Regions from separate parts of the Homo sapiens genome. Here region 2 is linked to region 1. Evidence: chromatin loops called from intact Hi-C (ENCODE). Cell type or tissue: gastrocnemius medialis. All regions are shown on one strand. Links, peaks and the distances in the headings refer to the core of each region. The heading gives the core; the rest is flanking DNA. Region 1 holds the start of CHM (CHM Rab escort protein). Region 2 holds the start of MIR361 (microRNA 361).

Evidence for each region. Hi-C counts contacts between places; a loop is a spot of excess contacts. Peaks named below come from ENCODE experiments on the same cell type or tissue, not always from the same donor. Only the 100,000 strongest peaks of a DNase experiment are listed, where the experiment ranks them.
Region 2: it touches region 1 in a loop (2.4-fold over the local background); 1 of 110 quality-filtered maps calls a loop at or near these places.

The regions. Positions count from the first base shown.
Region 1 is chrX:86,043,375-86,051,380 of GRCh38, reverse strand. It overlaps CHM (CHM Rab escort protein), which reads left to right and starts at 3,823. Exons shown (of 15, transcript NM_000390.4): 1 at 3,823-3,897. The coding sequence starts at 3,849. In gastrocnemius medialis, for the core only: no CTCF peak of the experiment used is centred there; a DNase peak (open chromatin) is centred at 3,840; H3K4me3 peaks cover 2,204 bases; H3K27ac peaks cover 1,580 bases.
Region 2 is chrX:85,902,785-85,906,784 of GRCh38, reverse strand. All of the region lies in intron 9 of CHM (CHM Rab escort protein), which reads left to right. MIR361 (microRNA 361) reads left to right here and starts at 3,078; the gene lies at 3,078-3,149. In gastrocnemius medialis, for the core only: no CTCF peak of the experiment used is centred there; no DNase peak of the experiment used is centred there; H3K27ac peaks cover 2,463 bases.

The DNA.
Region 1 (8,006 bases), core at 1,698-5,697:
CAGTAGACTGGACTTTCTTTACTTTTAGCTCTGTTTTATTGTCCAGAGTATTGGTACTGGTAAATTTTTACCACCACTACAACTACAGGCTTGGAGACACATTTTTTAATTCAAAATTAGCTTTAATACTAGTTCTGAATTGAAAAAAATTCTTTATAAGTCTGGAACTTATAATAAGATGTAATAATCTACTTCCTGAATTATTATTGCTTATTTTTCATAGTGTTAAGAGATACACATTCATACAAACACAACTATTTTCTAAGAATCTCTTTTCAATTGAAATGTCTGAAATGAGACAAAGAATTCAGAAACTGGATGTCAAGGATGCTCAGTAAGCATCCTTGAAATTCAATCCAAGGAAGCCAGAAAAACGATCCAAGACTTGACAGATGAAGCAGTCATATTAATAAATAACCAAACTGAACTTCTGAAATTGGAAAATTCACTATAGGAATTTCAAAATACAGTTGAATGCCTTAACAACAGACTAGACAAAGCAGAGGAAAGAATTTTGGTGCTTGAAGACTGGTTATTCTAATCAACCTACACAGACAAAGAAAAAGAAAAAGGAGTTTCAAAAAATGAATGAAGCCTCGGAGAGATATGGGATTATGTAAAATGATCAAACCTACAACTCATTGGCATTCCTGAGAGAAAAGAAGTGACAGTAAGCAAGTTGAAAAACATATTTCAGGATATAATACATGAAAAATTCCCCAACCTTGCAAGAGAGGTCGACATGCAAATTCAAGAAATTCAGAGAATCTCTGAGACATATTATGCAAGATGACTATCTCCAATGTACATAGTCTTTGGCCCAGTGGGGTGGCTCACGCCTGTAATCCCAGCACTTTGGGAGGTCAAGGCGGGCGGATCACGAGGTCAGGAGATGGAGACCATCTTGGCTAACATGGTGAAACCCCGTCTCTACTAAAAATACAAAAAATTAGCCGTGTGTGGTGGCGGGCGCCTGTAGTCCCCGCAACTCGGGAGGCTGAGGCAGGAGAATGGCGTGAACCCGGGAGGCGGAGCTTGCAGTGAGCGGAGATGGCGCCACTGCACTCCAGCCTGGGCGACAGAGAGAGACTCCGTCTCAAAAAAAAAAAAAAAAAAAAAAAAAGATGTCCTTAGAATAACAGAATAGATGCAATTCAGCTGTTTTGCTTTACGCTTTTTTTACTGCAATTATTAACTCCTATATTCATCTTTACTTTGCATAAAGTCTACAAAAATACATTTGAAATAAAAGGTATTTGGAGCATTTTCTCCATGCACAAGATTGAAATTTTCCTAATGTAGTAATCTTTTCCATGCCCAGAAAAGGGCATGAATAAGTCCCATAATAACTTTAGAGAAAGAACAGCAAAATATAAGTTGGTAATATTATCCTTCTGAGGATTGTGCTTTCTATCCTTAGGGGAAAAAAAGAAGGTTTCAAACTAAGGGCAGCACAGATTGGAAAATCTATGCTACAGAGTAATTACTTGTTTATTTTGTTTTACCCTACTAAATGTAAACTTCATGAAGACAGGGGTTGTTGTCTGTTTTGTTCATTGCTCTAATCTCAGCATCCAAAATAGTGTCTTGCACATAGTAGGTGCTGAATGAATATTTGAGGAATAAACAAATTAATGAATTGCATCTTCATGGTGTGATTGTCAGAAAATTTCTGAATCCCTAGAAGGTCAGTGATACTCATATTGAAAAGTATATGTATGTAGTTTATATATCTCGTATACATGAACAAATGTATATAAATATATATCCAAAGTATGGTAGAAATACTTTTATTTATCAGGTTTTTAACCATCCATCTGTGGCTTCTCATTATTAGAGAAGATTTTGGAAAGTTTTCTGTGTTTACTCTGAGAAATCCATTTGTTTCCATTTTCTACTGTCTTATCAAGAGTCTCACAAATAATATCTGTTTCACTTCTGATAATACTAAAAACTTGCTTTACATACCAAGGCAAATGACAAAGTGGTTTACTGAACAGTACATTATACTTCTCAGGGGAATCTGTTTTACAGAAAATACTAATCAAAGACCATATCTTAAGAGAGTTGTGTAATACAACTGGATGATCTATAAAAGAAAGTAATGAAACATGTACAATGTTGCTAATGATTATGGTAAAATGCAAGAGAAATGCAGTAAAAAGCGTATCAAAATACATTTTAAAGCATTTTCATGTAAATATTTACAATTAATGGACACTGAACATCTTCTAAATATAAGACACATGATAGTGGTGGGCAGATATAAAGGCAAAGATGGTAAGCACTATGAGGACAGGGACTCGTCTCATCCATCTATTAGGGGAGTCAAAATCAAGTTTGGTTTAGCAAACATTTATTAAATTCCTACTATGCACCGGGCTTAGGTTAGGTGCAGGAGTGAAAAAGATAAATGAGACTTGGTGTCTGTCATGCTGTACAGGGGTTTATAATTATGGTATTGCATGTCTGGGTGTGTATTTTTGTGTGGATATATGGGGATATGTGTACTCTATAGGAATCGTCATAAATGCAGTATGGCGGGTTAAGACAAAGTCTAGCACCATGTAGGGAAACAGCCCACACACGGAGACGAAAGGAGGAGGAGGTGGAAGCCCAGCGACATCCTGGGAATAACTGTTAGCTAGAGAATGGGAAGATCATTCCATGCTGAAAGAACAGCATGAGCGTGGTCAGAGACTGGAAAGAAAACAATGTCTGGGGAACCACAAGCATCTTAGCGGATAGGTGGTGTCAGGGAAGGCCCACTACTGCACATTATCTTTGATTTATTTTGAAACTCTTGTAAAATAACTACACAAGAAATTTCTGTCGTCAAAAAAGTATCCTCCTTCATTCCCAGCATCCTTCCCCTTTTGCTTTGGTGTTGTCAGACAGCGGAGTATTAAATAATCGGGGGCAGGGTGGGGGGCGGTTGGAGGGAAGCGGTGGGAGGCGACAGACCTTGAAGATACTTATGAGAGCTATGTTAGCTGTTAGACATAGACGACCTAAAGCCCCTCATCAGATACAATCACTTTAATATAAAGACCATTTTACCTTAATTATTTCTACGGTAGCTTATGGAAACTAATAGATTGGAAACTAAATGTAAACTAAGGAGAATCTTACATGAACTTATCTAGTTGGTGCGGAAAATCGAATTCAGACTCAACAGACGCTTATCCAGCGCAACCATGCTTTCATATATTTTTTCCCTCCTGTAAAGCAAGGCTAATTTATTGCCCGAGTGGCTGTCTGGACTAACTGGAACAAATACGGACGCGGTGGGAGTTCCATTCTGGCGAAACTAGGGTGAGAGGTTTTTTGTGGGTTTTCATCGAGGAGACATGGAAACGAAAAAGATATGGAATATATTCTGAAAGTATTGGTGTGAAAAACCATGCCTCGAGGGCCAACACGAAAGTACAGAAACGATGGCGGGAAACAGTTTTTTAGGCTGGAATGAAAGTCTCCTTTGTTCACAGAGCAAACCGCCTTCAATTTCACTCCGCTCTCCGTGTCTCCTAACAATTTTGCTTCAGTATTGTCAAGGGGTATCCAAGTCTCCCACATTCATCCTAGCTAACGGAATAAAAATCTACATTTCTTTCCTACTTCAACCCTCCAGGCTAAATGAGCTACAGCATTCAGCCTGGAAAATGAGTCGAGCTTTTAACTTACGTGTAAACATTTTAAATATAATACTGTAGTCGCCTGCCTGGACCTTCCACCCAAGAACTACAACACCCAGAATGCACTGTTTTCTTTTCCGCCTTCCACGGAGGGAATGCCTAACTTGATCTCATTTCCACAAGTAATAGTCACATGACACGTTTCCCGTCAAGATGGCGGATACTCTCCCTTCGGAGTTTGATGTGATCGTAATAGGGACGGGTATGTGTAGCCTGGTGCTTCCTGGACAAAGTTTAGGAAGACTGTCTTGTTTCTGTTTTTTCTGTCAGTGGCGAGTTTTGGGACAAACATCGTGGGTCGAGAGTGGGAGGGAGAACTGAAAGGAAGTGAGGTAGTCCGGAGTCAGCGCGGGAGTTGGCAGTTACAGGGAGGGGCTGGGACCCGCAGTGCTTATCGCCATTTGAGTAGGGGTTGATCTGGTCGATGCTGATTGCTGAGGTTGGTTGCTGCGGTGATTCCTGTTAATTTCCTTAGAGGGAAGTGGATGTGCAGTGTCATGAAATGGAGGGTCGGGATTTTATCAACGGAGACGACTTTGGCAAGACATTATGATTCCTTCCTTATTGATTTCAAGGTGATATTCCCCATCATTTTGTCTCGCCATTTCATAGGACTTTTTCATAGATTTGTATGATCTTAGCATACATCGCAGCTCAGACACAGCTTAATCCTCAGTTTTACAAGAAAGATGCTCAATTATTGCCCATGTGCGTATGAATTTACTAGGGAAAGTAAACGGATTCTATTTTGTTGAGAAACCTAGGGAATTTTATTTTGTTGAGGTAGCCATTATTCCTGCTTTATGGTGCTTAAAGCATCTTGCTTTCTACCATCAATAACTAAATGTGCTGAGAATAAGGTCCTGAGTTCCAGTTCAGGTGTGTGACCTTATCTAACTCTTGTTTTCCCGTCGTTTGTTCTTCATGTTTTGGGTGGAACCAGAAACTCCTCTGCAGTTTCTAGTTGACATATTCAGTGTACAACACGTAGCAGAACACATATGGCAGCAATTTCAATTTTTTTTAATAGTGTAAGGGATGATCATTTTAGATGGAATGAAATAGGTTGTTTGATGGGGTTTTTTACTGTTTGTAGAATGTGGTAGGCCAGAGAAGCTCTGGTGGATGGGACCCTGTCCATTGTGTTAATGAATTCAGTTCGTTGTCTTCTCATACAGCCATGATTAGGAGCAGCCATGTTTTCAGGTTGGGAGTAAAAATAATAGCTACCTGTTTTCGAATGCTTAAAATTTCCTAATCACTGTGCTAAGCACTTTACAAGCCGAACATAATCCTCACAACCTTGTTAGAGTAGTAGGTACTCTCTGCATTTTGTAGAAGAGGAAAAGGGGACTTGGAAAAGTTGTAATTTGCTCAGGATCACACAGCTGGTAAATTTCCAAAGGCCCATTCCATCCCAGGAAAACAGTCAGTGGTTCTGATCCTCAGAGTTGACCCATATTCGTAGAAACAATTGAGAAAACTTGGTTTTAGGTCTTGCTTAGTGCTAGTATGAATTGCTTGAATTGGGAGGGCCAGGCACTAAATCTCTCTGAGCCTCAGTTTCCTTGTTTTTGAATATAAGGAAGGTAAAATAGATGGTCTTTATGTTGTCTAACAAAAAATGCCTGGGTAACAGTTCTCAGAACAGCATGGACAGGTTTATTCTTAGCCTGAAAATAACTGCATGGCTGCAAATAACCTGGTTGTAGCTGCTATGAACAGATGTTGGATGAGAGCTGGAAAGAGCCAATGGACTATTCATTTTTTCTTTTAAGTCTATACTAAAACTGAGAACAGCATCCATTTTGGAATAGTTGTTATACCATACTTGAGTTTTATAATCTTGCTTTTTTTGTGTAGGAACTTGAGGTGTTTTTAACAATTTTTTTAATCAACAATTTTTTTTTTCAGGTCTGGGTTCAAATTTTAATTGATGAATGTTAATTCTTATGAATGATGCTAATGTTTTTCATAAATATTTTGCCTTCTGTACAGTTCAGAATTGGAAGACATCCATCCTGATGGAGTCTGTTATGGTAGAGGTAGGAAGTTACAGTGAGTGAGCCAGAGAATTGCATCAGGTGACATCGCTTATATTTGGAAAAATACTCATTTTATACTTATCCCAGTGAGTGCAATGTTATTTTTCAGTGTTTGGGAAGAACTTATTTGAAGTTAATCTTAAAACTTAAATTTTTCATATTGTTTATTGGTGACACATTCTAGGTTTTATCAAGCACATTGCTTAAATTTATGATATGTAATTTTGCTTTTAGGTACATCAAAAGTGTAAAAATTGAATAAAAGAGTCATTCCCCAAATAAATGATTCCAACAATTCCAATCATGATTTAATTTGATTTATTTTTTAGTGTGCTTGGGATATTTCTCTTGTGAAATAGTTTGCTGAAAGTAGCCTTTAAAATGTTTGCTTTATTAAATGTATTACATTGAGCAAATCATAGAAAAAGCAGTGTTTCATAGATTCAGTTGTATTAATAAAAGTAGAAGCAATAATGCATGCATCAGAAACATGAAGAAATAGGCTATTAGATATACTTTTTAGCAGATTTAGTCCTAGTTAAAATGTCATAAAGGAACAATTGCTTCATCAAGTATAATCATGGAAGATAATATTTTATAATCCCTTTCACCTTGATTAACTTGCATTATCATTTTCTGTAATGCAAGATGGAAATTGTTCCTTAAGATCATATTTTCGAGAGATTATGGAAAAAAATAAACTTTGTATTTTCTTAGTTAAGCCCATTTCCTTCTGATTAGAAAATACAGTAAATATCTCTTGAACATCCAAAGACAGAAGAGTAAGCTAAAGTGGAATTGCGGAAAAAATAGAAGAAAATGGAATAAAGAAGGAGGGCCAACTGGAGTCTCAAGGGAGAGGATAAAAATAGATATATGTGGTAAGGGTCTAGAAGGTGCTCTTCAGCTTGGGTACAGAATTGTCATTTTCAGGGTATTTTGCCATTTAAAAAGTCATTTAAATGACAGTTTTGTGGATTATAGACAAGTACCATTGGTTGAACGTTAAAAGTCGTCCCAGTAACATTACATCTCACTGGAGGTGACTTATCTGGAAGCCTGTGTAATCTGCAGCACAGCAGAGCCAAGAACTCAACAGAAGAGCAGTCAAGATGGAAGTTATAAGATCTATATGATAATATTGACATGCTTCATACATAGGGGAATCCCTGAGATCATCACTTAGAACATATTCATCCTCATTTTAAAAATAATTCTAGCAAGCTCAGCATATTAGAACCACCCCCTTAGAAGATACAAGGAATGTTATCAACTTCTGCAAAGACTATGTTTGGTGGGGTTGCTATTAGACATACAAATGACAGTTTGTATAGGAAAGGGAAGAGAAAAACACCTAAAATGCAAACTTACATCAAACATCACAAAGGCCTGATAACATTTAGTGTAGTGACAAATACTCATTTTTCAGGTCATTCAACCCACATTTACTGAGAACCTAGTCCCTTCCCTTGTGAAGTTTACTGTATTGCCTATTCTCAGGAACGTTCTGGCCTTCCTAACAGTCATATCCCCAAAGCTGTTCTTAAGACAATGTAGGCTTTTCATTGCATCCTTCTTTCTTTTTGAAGACCATGTAGACATTCAGCCTGCATTTTTTCTTTTTAAAAGCACACTGCTCACATCTTTTGGAGTTCTTCCCCTAAGATGGGCTGCAGAGTAGGTTAGCTTAATTTTTCTACTGCATAGGATAAACACATATATTCTTTTGATTTAAGAGTTTTATTGTTAGCCAAGCATGGTGGCACGGGCCTGTAATCCCCATTACTCTATAGGCTAAGGCACAGGCATCCCTTGATCCTGGAAGGCGGAGGTTGCAGTGAGCTTAGATGGCACCACTGCACTCTAGTCAGAGAAACAGAGTGAGACTGTCTCAAAAAAAAAAAAAAGTTTCATTGGCCAGGTGCAGTGGCTCAGGCCTGTAATCCCAGCACTTGGGGAAGCCGAGGCAGGTGGATTGCTTGAGCTCAGGAGTTTGAAACCTCAGCCTCCCAAGTAGCTGAAATGGGTGACACAGCAAAACTGTATTTCTACAAAAAAAATACAAAAATTAATTGGGTATGGTGACACGTGCCTGTAGTCCCAGCTACTTGGAAGGCTGAGGTGGGAGGATTGCCTGAAACTGGGAGTTTGAGGCTGCAGTGAGCTATAGTTGTGTCACTGCACTTCAGCCTGGGCAACAGAGCAAGACCCTATCTCAAAAAAAAAAAAAAGTTTTATTGCTAAAGATTATGGGGAAAGAGAAGGG
Region 2 (4,000 bases), core at 1-4,000, 140 kb after region 1:
TGACTGTTAATACCATTTGTCATTGCTGAAGCACTGATTTTAGCATGGCCTGCTTGCAAAATGGTAGTGGTCATATTCTGGATACTTAACGTCTGCCAACCCCCGTGCTAGTTGTTATGGGGATAAAGAAGTGAATGAAACATGGACCTTGCCCTTGTATACAAGGAGACTTCAGTAAAGAGTACAGCTCTAAAGTTAGATAGATTGGATTTGGATCCTGACTTTGTCACTAGCTGTGTGTACTTGAGCAATTGTTTAACTCTCTGTGACCCAGTTTCTTTATCTAGAAACTTGGACAATTGACTACACCTACTTCATAGGGTTATTATAAGTATTAACTAAATAGACAAAACTTGTAGAACCATTTGTTACACATTGTAAGTGCTAGCTATGTTAGCTAACAATAACTATTAATATAATTGGAGACCTTGGAATCCAGTGGTGGGGGAGACCTATTGTGAAGATTCTTCTGTGCTATGCTAATAAGGAATTTGGACTATAATCAGAGGTAACAAGATTAAATTTGCTACTTTAAGTTAGTAATTCTGGCAATGATTTGGAAGAAGCACTGTGATGGAAAGTGATTCTTTTCCTCCTAAATCAGAGATTCTGTATCGTTTTTTTCCTGTCTCTACACTATTCACAAAGTACGGAATACTTCATTAACCATCCATCCATTCACCCATCCATGCAACAAGTATTATTTGTTTTCTTTTTGCCAGGCACTGGGGATACAGCAGAGAATAAGACAATCAGGGTCTTTGTTCTAAGGAACTTACAGTCTACTGGGGGACATTACAGAACAACTAAATTTATAAGATAATTGCACATTGAGATCTGTTCGGTATGCAGATCTGGCCCCCTCCTTATTTAAAAAGCTTCAGTGCCTTTATATAATCTCAGAATAAAGTGTAAGACCTTTTTACATGACATATGACGGGTGAGACTCTGTAATCTGGCCTCTGTCTCCCTGTCTAGGCTCATCTCTCTTCCCTACTTGCTTTTCATTTTATTGTCACATAATACTGATCTGTTCATGGGTCTCTGTACCTGCTGTTCTCTTACTTGCCTTTGTAACCCCGCAAATTCTGCCCTTCTACCTGAGATAACTGTATCCTTATTTGCTTGCTTAACTGTATGTTATCCTTTAAAAGCAACAAATGTGTCACTTCCTCCAAAGAGCATTCCCTGATACTCCACCCCTCCACCATAAGATGAGTTAGGTACCTCTTCTAGTACTGTGTAATTCCCTATCCTTATCTTTTATCACTGGACTTTGCTATTGTCTTAAAATTGTCTCTGCCTGAATCTTCAAAAATTGTCTCTGTCTGAATCTTGTCCTTTAGGGCAAAACATTTTTATTCTTACCTCTTAGAACAGTGCTTGGCACATGGTTGTTATGCTATACATTTATGTTGAACAAATGAACTACCAATTTGCTAGCAGGTCATTATCATATTAGACATTGTAAGAGTCTAAGGCAGTATCAGTGGAGACGGAGAGAAGAGGCTAGTTTCAGGAAGTATTTATAAAGCGGAATCAAAATGTTATAGCAGACTAGATATAAAAAGAGATTTGAGGTAGGAAAACTGCTGATTATGCCATTGCCTGACATAGGGATTCCAAGGGAGTGGGAGCAGGTGAGGAGCCATGATAAACTCAGTTTGCAGCATGCTAGTTTTAAAAAATGCTTGGCTAATAATACTATATTATTTCCTTGAGATTTGGTAAGAGCAGGTATTAAGTTCCTCATGACACCCACAGATGGTAATGATGGGTGGCAATAGATGTGTTAATTCATTTGTGGTAATCATTACACAGTGTATATCAAGTCATTACATTATACACATTGACTATATACAATTTTTGTTTTTCAATTAAGTATTTATTAAAAGGGAGCTTGGAGTCTATCCAGAAAGTAGTAGATAATAGACAATTACAAATATGGATACAGAACTTAACAGAAGTCAGAGCCTAAAACTATAGATTTGAAGTTATTTGCCTGCTAATGGTGTTTAGAACTAGTAGAGTGTTTTTCACCCAAGAAAAATGAGTGGGAAGCATTTGAAATGGTTTTATGGATGAGGTAGCATTTGAACTAATGTGTTTGAGAAAGCTCAGAAGGGCATAGTGACTAGGGAAAATTATTTTGTTTTCTTCAGTGATTGAGAATCTTCTAATTTCCTTAGTACATTTTCCTTTAAATTATTCCATATGTGATTTCTGCTTTCTTTATCATAAAATTAGTTGGTATATTCATTCTGAAGATCACAGAGATTGAATACTTGTTTTAGTGTTATTTTTCCTCTTCTGGGCCAAATTCCAGATTTTGAGTTTTCATCTTACTATTTTCTTCCTCATCATCATTTTGCTATCTACACACTTATATCGTTGAACCAATAACTGAATAACTTGTGATTTGTTGATTTAGAAAGCTTAGCTCTAGAAATGTTCTGTCTGGCTTGAGTGTTTTGTATGGTCAGCTTGGTCATTGTGTCCCTGTAACTGGAGACACCTGTTACGTTCCTCCTCAAGTTACTATTTATGAGGCTCAGCAAGGCCCTCAACTAAATCTTACGTGGTTTAATCTTTCCTGCCTTCCTCAGGTTTATGTGGGAGGGGTATTTTCATGACTCTGGCAGCACTGTTTATTTTGCTGCTTTCTGTTAATTAAATGTCATCTAATTTTTTATATGAATCTTTATAATACAAAGACTAAATTTAGATCTAAAATCAATGTTTTTTTATTCATTGTTTTCCCAATTATGCTGAATATATGACAGTAAGTTAAATGTCTGAGAGGAAAACATATCTTATCACTTGCTTAAACATGTCTTGATTTGAGCAGTTTTGCTTAAGCCTAGAGTCTTAGTACTTCAGCGTGATATTATCAGGTGAGTCATGTTATTATCATCTACCAGACTGAGACTTGGGCATATGTGACCATCACCTCAATTTCTGCAGAAACAAATATTTTATCTGTACCAATAGCCCTTGATTTTTCTCCACCTAGCACAACATAAGAGATACAACAGTAGCAGTGGCACGCTTGACAGTGATTTTTTTCCTGGGATTTGGGAGCTTATCAGAATCTCCAGGGGTACTTTATAATTTCAAAAAGTCCCCCAGGTGTGATTCTGATTTGCTTCCTTTTCCTCCTCCTGCTCTGAGAATCACCGTTTCTTTAGAAGCATCAGCATAAATAGGCACATGTATTAGTATCTTCTCCTGGTATGGTTGAGCTCCCTAACTCCCAAACCCCCATACTTGCCTTTTGAGTGATCTCCATTAGTTCTTTCTAATATCATAACTTTTGAAACAAATGTCTGTCACCAAAGGTATGGCTACCACCAAAACAACCTCGTTCATGTTTAGAAGCCTACAAAGCTTGAGGGCCAGGTTTAATAATACAGTTTAAATGGGAACCCTTTTTAAAGACTTACACTCAGGTCTGAGATTTATATTAACACTGACCCCCTCCCCCAGTTTTATTTTAACATTTTATGATGAACATTTTCAAACTTATACTGACATGGAAGGAATTTCAAGAGAACACCTGTATATCCACCTCCTGGATTCTATAACATTTTAATAAACTTGTTCAGTCACACGTCTACCCAAATATTAACCCCTCTATCCATGTATCGAGTCATCTTTTTAATGCATTTGACTGTGAATTGCAGATGTCAGTAAAATTTCCCCTAAATACTTCCAGCTTGCATATTATTACCTGGAGCTCAATATTTGTTAAGTGTTTTTCTTTTGATGTAAATTTATATACAGTGAAGGGTCCAAATCTTAAGTGCTTCTTAACTGAGTTTTAACAAATGATAAATCTGTATAACCTAAGCCCCTATCAAGATATAGAAATTTAACAACCCCTTTTTTCTGCCCAGTTATTTCCTCTTGACTTTACATAGTCTCTGAATTAAAGGTAAGAAAAAGATTTGTCAGTGCTTACAGGACAAATAGAGATTGATGTTTAATGACAGCAGATTTC